2 separate regions of the Homo sapiens genome follow, and region 2 is linked to region 1. The links are chromatin loops, found by intact Hi-C in ENCODE. Cell type or tissue: endothelial cell of umbilical vein. All regions are shown on one strand. Region 1 overlaps RTKN2 (rhotekin 2). Region 2 overlaps ARID5B (AT-rich interaction domain 5B).

The links. Hi-C counts contacts between places; a loop is a spot of excess contacts. Peaks named below come from ENCODE experiments on the same cell type or tissue, not always from the same donor. Only the 100,000 strongest peaks of a DNase experiment are listed, where the experiment ranks them.
Region 2: a loop joins it to region 1, with 15 times the contacts of the local background. A loop is called at or near these places in 100 of 110 quality-filtered maps.

Annotation. Positions count from the first base shown.
Region 1 is chr10:62,242,661-62,247,660 of GRCh38, forward strand. RTKN2 (rhotekin 2) reads right to left here. Exons shown (of 12, transcript NM_145307.4): 3 at 3,339-3,397. Among named protein-coding and RNA genes, the nearest start is that of LINC02621, 14 kb to the right of the region's middle. In endothelial cell of umbilical vein, a CTCF peak has its summit at 2,543 (motif pointing left); DNase peaks (open chromatin) are centred at 911 and 2,471; H3K27ac peaks cover 863 bases.
Region 2 is chr10:62,035,857-62,040,856 of GRCh38, forward strand. The region is part of intron 4 of ARID5B (AT-rich interaction domain 5B); the gene reads left to right. Among named protein-coding and RNA genes, the nearest start is that of ARID5B, 140 kb to the left of the region's middle. In endothelial cell of umbilical vein, a CTCF peak has its summit at 2,973 (motif pointing right); a DNase peak (open chromatin) is centred at 3,005.

The DNA.
Region 1 (5,000 bases):
GCTGGAGTGCAATCGTGCGATCTCACTGCAACCTCCATCCTCCCCTACCACCCCTGCCCCCGGGGTTCAAGTGATTCTCCTGCCTCAGCCTCTGGAGTAGCTGGGTTTACGGGCATGCACCACCACACCCGGCTAATTTTTTGATTTTCAGTAGAGACAAGGGGTTCACCATGTAGGCCAGGTTGGTCTCGAACTCCTGACCTCAAGTGATCTGCCTGCTTTGGCCTCTCAGTGTGCTGGGATTACAGGCATGAGCCACTGTGCTGGGCCTACAATCTATTATCTTCAAACAGTATTCAATTTATCTATTTATTTACTTTTTAAATTTTATTATTATTATACTTTAAGTTTTAGGGTACATGTGCACGACGTGCAGGTTTGTTACATATGTATACATGTGCCATGCTGGTATGCTGCACCCATTAACTCATCATTTAGCATTAGATATATCTCCTAATGCTATCCCTCCCCCCTCCCCCCACCCCACAACAGTCCCCAGTGTGTGATGTTCCCCTTCCTGTGTCCATGTGTTCTCATTGCTCAATTCCCACCTATGAATTTATTTTCAATAGTTTCATCTTTTATTCTTATTATTTTAGCTAGAACTTCTAAAATTGTTAAATTATATTGGCATAACAGACATTGTAATTTTGTTTTTGATTTTTATGAGAATGCTTTATTGTTTTGTAATTATGACTTGGCTGATATCCTGCCAAAAAGTCCACTTCTTCTTGCTTGACCACAGCTGCTGACTCATTTCATTTCACAACTGTACTTATTCACAGCTGTTCTTGCTCTGTTAGGATTAACAGAGCATTAACTATTTACACTATCATGGGAGGGACATGGATCCTGACTTCCTTTGCTGTACACCCACAACCTGTGGGTCAGCCTTCTTCTATCCCATGCCGAAGAGAGGAGGGTAGATATCAGCTCCACAAGAGGAGAAGCTGGATACCGATTTTCCAGGTAGTCTTGTGCTCTTCAGATAGCAATGGATTTGTAACCCATCAACTCTATTTCTGAATTCAGCTTCCAATGATAGAACTTCCTTCCAGATTCTTGCAAATGGCTCAGTTTCAGTTTACAGTACTCTAACTTTTGTCTTGTTTTATGTCTTCATTGCCATTTTAATGGTAAACTGGGAGAGTCATAATAAGACAGCTGACTTGATGCTATCAAGTCCCAGAAGTCTGTCTATCATTTTCAAAAGTGAAAACTAAGGTACTTGGTGAACTGATTTGGTTTATTCATTAAATTAGTAGTCGGTGACTAAGCTAATTACCACAATATAATTACGGTAAATACTACATTTACATATGGTAAATATTTGATGTTCAGCAGAAATAATAAATTTGTGATTTAGTTTCATAAAGACCTGGCCAGGGAGTGATGTAGCTGGAAACAGAAAACCCAGGTATTTTCTGGCTATCAATGTAATCTCAAAACATTATGACACTTTGTTGCAAATATTCATCTTTACCAAAACAAAGGTCACATTTTCATCCCAATATCAAGAAAAAATGGATTTATAAAGGTGAATTCATTTTTTATTTTGTTTTTACAAACACATACAAGATATAATTAAGTCTAGGCAAAGATGAAAAGACATTACGTAAGTATCCGATTTTCTCAGAGTTTCCGTTCCTTAATTTAAAATTATCTTTTGGAAAGAAGAAACACATGCAGAAATAAGTTCAATTTTTACACTTGAGTAATTGTGGGCAGGAAATAGTTTTTTATTTTATTTTAAATACTTTTACTTGAGCCTCCTTCTAAATGTACAGTTATTTCTAATATTATGAATTGCTACAATCAATAAACTGTTATGAAATGACAATAGATGTTGACTATCATGGCATTTGAGTGTTTAACAGCAACTTAACATATGTCATTTATATACTGAGTGACACTATATTAGAAGCAAGAAATGAAGGATATGTTTAGTTTTTATAAAATCTCAAAGATCTATAGTAATTTATTCACAAAAAATTTATTGCACATAATGAACAATACCACATAAAAATACATGTTTGATAGCAAAAGAATACAAGGATAAAACATGTTTTGTTTTGTATTATAAAGATAAAAACAAATATAAATAACTATAAAACAAGCAACAAATTTTTACATATTCCAGTTATTTTCTGAAGAATATTTTGCTTAGCTGAATGCAATTCTTCAGATTTTGGCCATTTACGTACTTTGTAAAATGTAGGTCTACCGTCCTGTGTGATAATTTTGTTTATCCAGAAAAATATTACTAGAAACAGTTCCTTAGGTGACAGTACCTCAAATGTAGCAGCAGGCTCTCTAGTACAAGACTTTTAGCCAATAACCTAGTGATTACTTAAGGACCAATGGAGGTATATACTATTGTTTCAAAAATGTACTGATAAGAAAATATTTGTAAAAGTGCATTATCTGACTAGTGTACACACGAGTCAGCCATGTATTCATTTCAATCTGTGGCATCTCCAAGCCATTGTCTTTAGCTTCCTGAACACTTTGGAGAAACTGAGACTGCACAGCATAAGTGCCATCTAGTGGTGAAGGGTCTCCTAACTGCATTAGGAATTGAGAGAAAGGAAACATCCTTTCTAGTTGGAACGGTAACAGAGATTATATTATATATAGATAAACAAACAGATATTTAAGAGAATGTAGTTATTTCACAAGCTAATTGGGTGTCAGAAGCATGGGTTATGTTGCCAGGACAAGGAGAGAAATGTCTGCTAAAGGCGACAGCTTATGTTTAGGAGTAATAGAAGATATGACTAGAAAAAAAATTGGGTCAAAATGGAAGACTGGAGAAAAATGTTTGGTCTTTACACTACAGGCAATGAAGAGCAGCCATCCATCCAAGAGTCACTGAGCAATTACTATGAGCCAAGCACCATGCTAGCTTCTGGGTGTAAAGTGATGACCAAAATAAACATGGTACCAAAACCTCATGGAACTTCTGACCTAGACAAAACATTAAAAACATTATTATAGCTTCTGAGCAGGAAAGGAACAGAGTCAAAAGACTTGGGTTTGGCCTAGCTCAGTCACTTAGCCTCTGAGTCTGTAGAAAATAACAATTACTCTACCTATTTTACAAGACTGCACTAGGGAGAAAACTGTAGAGTATGTAACATATGAAACAGTTTTCTTAAACTCTAAAGTTCTATATCAATGTAGCATATAATGCTAAAAACAGTGTTTTAGAACAAATATTCTGATAGAGGTATGAAAAACAAAATGAAGAGAATGGAGACAGGGCATAAAACAAAATCCACCATGTAGTTACGTTATAGAATTTATTCAGCAATATAAAAGATTCATTTATAGCATACCTGATATGGCAATCTTTCCTTTACATGCTGTTCGTTCTTTACTTTCAAATTTCACATCACTGTCAAAACAAAAAAACTTATGGAAAAAAGATCTTTTCTAATAAGCAATTATTTTAACAGTGTTTCACAAATGTCAAAATATTAAAAGCAAATGCATATCCGTGAATAATAATGACTTCCAGTTAATGTAAACTATTTGACTCAAACTTTAAGATGTTTAGTCAAGTTAGCAAGTTAAAAGAAATATCTGGAGCCACTCCCGATTTTTCATATAAACTTTATATTCCTTGATGACTGTATACTGGTTACTTTACAATGAAAGACTTTTGTGATCATTTATATCTGTAAACAAGATGTACAATATTTGTCCATGTCCCCAGAAGTATAATACCTTAGATCACAATTTCATATATTACATTTCTAACTTATCAGATACAGTGGCCTGGAAAAGTTAATGAACTTCCCAATCATGCAATTTACTGTCCAGGAGTATCTTATCCTTATAGAATCTGATAAATATCCAAAAAAGTACCCTCTGCTGTATAATCATATTTAATATCATATTTAATTTCCCCAAGATTCCAAAGAACTAAGTGTATGTTAAAATAATAAATTAACAAACTAAGATGAGAAACAGAGTAGCTCTGTAGACAGAATAAAATTTAGAGAGAAAAATATTACGATTCAAAGGAAATTCTGGGGATATAAGACACTTCCAAATCTGAAGTTGGAATATTTTATTACCATGAAAACTTTAAGAAGATAGAAACAATCCAATCTTTGACTATTTCCCTAATATCCTAAATATTACGATTCAAAGGAAATTCTGGGGATATAAGACACTTCCAAATCTGAAGTTGGAATATTTTATTACCATGAAAACTTTAAAAAGATAGAAACAATCCAATCTTTGACTATTTCCCTAATATCCTATTTTCCTAATAAACTGCATTTAGAGATTAGCATTCCATTTACAGGGCAATATTTCTAAGAGTATTCTTTGTATTTTTCATTCCTATTTAATTTGGTCAGCTAATTAACTACCAGCTAATTTAATTTGTTACTTCAAATAAGTGATAAGATGGAAATTTTCCATTTGGATATTGTTTGATTCTAAGAAGGCTTCTGGAGAAAGACTGATGGGAGTTTGAAATGGGACTTTATCTAAGTAATTTTTGGAAGAGGATGACAGCAACACACTGCTTTCAGTAGGTCTGTTAAAAAGACTGCCAATATATTCATTATAATGCATCCAAATTTGAAAACAAATATATCATCCTGCTTTTTTGCCCCTTTACTGGATGAAACTCATAAATATATAGGTGACATATATTTTGAATGAGCTAAAATAATTTACTGATGTAAAGTTCATACGTTTATATGAGATATTTACATAGTATTTATAGAATTATACATTAGGTATGACTAAAATAATGCAGTATATTTAAAGCCATATATTCTCAGAATTCTACCTAATTACTTTATGGCCATATCTGGTATTAAAACTAGGGAATTCACTCAGTGAAACATACAAATACTCATTGTTTATTTCAAAATAAAGTTTCATTGAATCATAAATTTTAAAAAGAGTGAAGTTCAACATTTTATATTAGTTTGTAATGTCAGAGAAGATTATCTTGCTTATTACTTCCTCACAGAATA
Region 2 (5,000 bases), 210 kb before region 1:
TCTTGTCACCCAGGCTGGAGTGCAGTGGCACGATCTCGGCTCACTTCATGTTCTGCCTCCCACGGTCAAGCAATTCTCCTGCCTCAGCCTCCCAAGTAGGTGGGATTACAGGCGCCCGCCACCATGCCCATGTAATTTTTGTGTTTTTAGTAGAGACGCGGTTTCACTGTGTTGGCCAGGCTGGTCTTGAACTCCTGACCTGAGGTGATCCACCCACCTCAGCCTCCCAAAGTGCTGGGATTACGGGCGCGAGCCACTGCACCTGGCCAAGGAAGCTTTTAAGCGAGGAGTTAGGGCAGGAGGGAGAAAAGCTAAAAAAGAAAAGGTATCGATGTCAGAGGAAGCCCAGGAACAAAGGCACACAGGTATAAAGCTGTGTAATGTGCTTGGGACCTCTGAGGCATGAGTTACTGCTAGAAGGTGAGGACGATGCTCCCTAGCACAGTGGCCTGTGGTCCATTTCTTCTTGATCCCAGAGGTCCTGAGTTCCCAAAGCCCTTCCTCACCCCCAGGAGGGCTCCTTTGTTTTTTCAGCCCAGCCTAGCAAGCAGGTGGCGGTTGTTGACGCCCAATGCCAGAGCACTTTCCTGATGGCTTTGCAAGTGTTTTGCTGCTAGTACCTCACATTTGGGTCTGAGCAAACAGCTGGGAGTATGGTGCACAGAAGTCCTGCCAGAAGGACCTGCGCTTCATGCACTCCAAGTGAGCTTTCTTGCTTGTATGTTTTGGCATATGAACACAGTGGGAATGTCCTTGTCAGCTCCCATTTGACTTTATTAATTACAGTTCCTTGGAAAGTGTGTTTCAGTAACATGGTCTTGGGATGACAGGGCTCACCCTGCAGAGACCCAAATGGAGGTATTCAGGGCCCATTGAAAAACCATCTGCTGCCAAGGCTCTGCTGCTGATCTCATGCAACAGAAACCAGAGTCTGTCGCAGCTCTGCTACTCACTGGGTGACTCTGGGCGAGTGGCAGGCTCTCTGGTCCTGTCTTTTCTGATGTGGAGAATGACTAGCTGGTGCCCGAGGTTTTCCTAAAGCTATGGAATTCCATCATTTTATAAATGACTCCAATGACGAATCCTACTGGCATAACATCTATGGTTTCACCAACTCTTAGCAGTGATCTTTGGTTCCAGATTCATGTGAAAAGCCAAGAACCGCTTTCCACAATTTGTCTTGTCATGACTCTCCGGCTCCATATTTTAAGAAGCAGTCTACACTAGCCCTTGAATCTAGACTCTAATTTTTTAAGATACAAAGGAAATCATTAAGCCCCAGAATATTAGTAGAATATACGGCAATATGGATCAAGTAATCCAAAGTATTAGCAATGTTGCAAGAGGCTGTCACCTAGCAGCTCTGTATTATGTTTCCAGGCCCTCCCCCACTCATTTCCCTGAGCCCCGAGGCTGTGGTTAATAACGTCAAAAGAATGTTTTAAAATTGCCCTTCTGTTGATTCCAGAGAGTTAGGGCCCTCACATGGTTAGAGTCCTGGGCTAAGAGTCAAATTCTAAATTTAATTCCAGCCTCTATGAACATCTTAGTCCCATATTTCCTCACCATTTAGAGATGTTTCAGTTTTCCCATCTGCGAAATCGGCATAAGATGCCTTGCTCCACAGAAATACTTGTCAACAGCTTTGCCGTACACAAAGATTGGCATTGTATTGGGGCAAAATATCATTTTTCATTCCATAATAGGAATTAAACAAAAGCCCTTTGAGAACGCACCTTGTGTAAACGCCCTGTGCTTAAAAGCCTGTGAATTTCAGAGGTCAGCAAAAACCGCCCCCCTTCTTTATTATTTTTCTTAAAGCTAAACAAGGGTAACTAGGGAATTCATTTTGGAATATAAAGACATGAAAGAAAGGGTATTTCAGCTTGCACAATAGTACAAAGAAGAACAAGAGTTGTCATGTTTTGCTAAAGAACTCCCAGCTGTTTAATTTTATAGTAAAATTACTTTAAGAACTTTGCTAATTCAAAGACAAAATCAAACAACTGTTGTTGCAAAACTGAACTTCCACATTTGAGTGGAAAAGCCAATTTGAGATTAATCTGCCCCTAAAATCATATTATAAAAATACAGAGCATTTCTGTAATGCTGGTTGGAGGAGTGGCTTTTATCTGAAGAGAAGACACATAAAAGAGAAAAATGGTACATTTACTGGTAGTAAGATTTAAAAAAGTAGTTTATGTTCTCATGTACTTTGCCCTGACTTCTCCCCCAGCTTTCTCTTAAGCTCTTCAGTCTGTTTTAATACCAGGTTTGTTTGCTTTCTGGGGATGGGCCTGTTAGGCAGGAAATTGTTGAAAGGCATACAGCAGAAATTTTAAATGGTGTTTTTAAAAGATAAATACCCAATTGGGTAACTGACTATTAAATTTGGAGTTCAGAATTTTTTAAAATTTTATTTTTAGACAATATAGAAAGATAAATTCTGTACCTATACTTGGTTCTATAAGTCCCACATGTTGCCTATTGTCAGAAACAAACTGTTCCTTATTTAAAAAAAAAAAAAGAAAAGAAAAAAAGCCAGTTTTTCTTCCATATTAGGGAATTATTCAGACTTCTTTCCTTGGTTCCTATAATTCCAAACCAGTTGGAACATCAGTCTATTTTTGGTTTAAAGGAGCTTTTAAAATGTGAGCATGATTTTTTTAAGTTTCTAAATCTCATAAAAATCAATTTGCCACATATATAGCAGCTATGGTTGTAAATATAGTGAAGTCATTGTATTGCAGAAAGACAAAGTTCTAATTTCCATATTACAAACCCCACCTACCCCACCTTGTCCAATCTCCACATAAGAGGGCTGAAAATGTAAATTCTAAAACATATAAAACAACATAAGGTTGTCATTTGTGGCTGTTTCTATCCAAGATGAATGTTGTCACCTGTATTGGAGTAAACTCTTTTGTTAGTTTCTGCGGGTTTTTTTGGTCGTCCCACCGCATCCCATCGACTCACCACGAGAGGGCAATGGAGCGTTTGCTTTCAGCTAACAAAGCTAGAAATGGTTTTAATATCAGCTAAGTGTTTGAACTTGTTAAGGATTTATTTCTCCACCTTCCGATTGCCATACATGCAGCCTCCGAGTTTCCACTAACAGCGAATAATGATCCAAATAAAGTTATTCTGAGGGAAAATATAGACAGACTGGTGCAGACAAGAGCTTTTGCCCAAATAAGGATCCCTTTTGTGCAGACCCCATGTGTTAGATAACCATCAACTGACAGTTGCTCATGAGTTAATAATGTTGGATGCTGAAATATGCATACCATGTGCTATAAAAGAGTTTGGAGGACAAAGACAAATACTTCTATAGTTAGATATCAGAAACATACCAGAGGTGTGCAGATTGCTTCGTGGTACATAGGTTGAAACCGCCCAATCATTTCATCAAAATTAGTACAATATAAGTATGATACAGTAGAATGTATGATATTGATTGCATGTTTCATTGATGTTGCAGAAATTTTGGTCTAAGCCTTTCTGCATGTTACTGCCTTAAATGCTACAGCAACTACTGCCTTCTAAGAAAAGAAAATATTTCCTAAGCTTCTTTCTATAGCCACCATTGTTGCTCTTTTATTTTTACCATAGGAACCCATTTTACCATGTGTGTGCAGCCTTTTGATTGGCATGTAGTGTTTGGAGGGCTGTTAATGTCTAGTTAGGTTTCTGTGTTGCTGCTGCCACAGGAATCAAAAAGTGAGGAGGTGGAGGGAATCAGCTTTGATTTTGGCTACTATAACAAGTTGTTTGGGAGGATGGGACACAGGGCAAACTGAGCACCGGGCAGCCGCCTTCTCAGTGATGCCTGATGGTTTTTTGGTGCTAAGAATGATTGCGGAAAGAATGTTTCTCCTCCCTGCCCCCAGAGTTCAAACCTTTTTGTTCTGTTCAACTTTTCTGGGCTTATTGGAATGCCAGTCTTCAATGAATAATCTCATATTTTGTCATAAATGGGACCTGAAGCAGGTTGGCAAAGCCAATGAGGCTATGCCCCTGCATTTAGGCCTGACTGTAACTGACCTCTCTATTTATTCTCAGATGAAATGTCCAAAAAGTCAGACCATTAACTTACTCAATAGTTGGAGATTAAGAAGTGTCTACTTCCAAGCAACTAAAATCACTCCAGCTCCATTTTCTCCTATTCAGTTTGTACTGGATGATGAAAATGGCTTACATTATACCCGACCCATATTGACAGCAGGAGAGAACAAGTCATGAAATAAATAATTAGCTAGTTCCTTCCCCTCTCTCTCTCCATTCTCACTCTCTCTCTCTTTCTGTCTCTTCTCCAGTCTGTTGTCAAAGCTTAACATTTACTTTGACATCTTAGTTAAGAAAGTTAATGAAATAACATCTTCATCAGGGCCATTTAGTAGCCTTGAGTCAATGATTACCAGATTTGAATTTTACAGAAGGGAGACCTCAGCTTAAGAAAAATTTTTAGATACTATTATAACATTATATATATATATATGTGTGTAATGTGTATATATAACTATATATAACGTTTTTACATGACTACCCTCCATAACAGTGAATAAAATCTTAAATGTATTGAAACATTGAATCGTGACTTTTGCTGATTATTCTAGCTTCAGATGTTAATCTTGTTCTGTCTGCTCCTTAACACATATTTCCAAGAACATATCTATAATCATAACATTGAATTATTGACTAAACCAGCATCGCCCAAGAGAAAGATAATGTGAGCCACATGTAATTTAAAATATTCTAGTAACCACATTTTAAAAGGTAAAAAGAAACATGTGGAGTTAATTTTAATAATATATTTTATTTAACCCAGTATATTCAAAATATTATCATTTCAATATGCAATCAATATAAAATGTTATTAATGAGATATTTTACTTTTATTTTGTATTAAGTCTTGGAGATCCAGTGTGTATTTTACACTGCGGCACATCTCAATTTGGACTTGACATATAGTATTTCAGATACTCAAGGGACACGTGGCT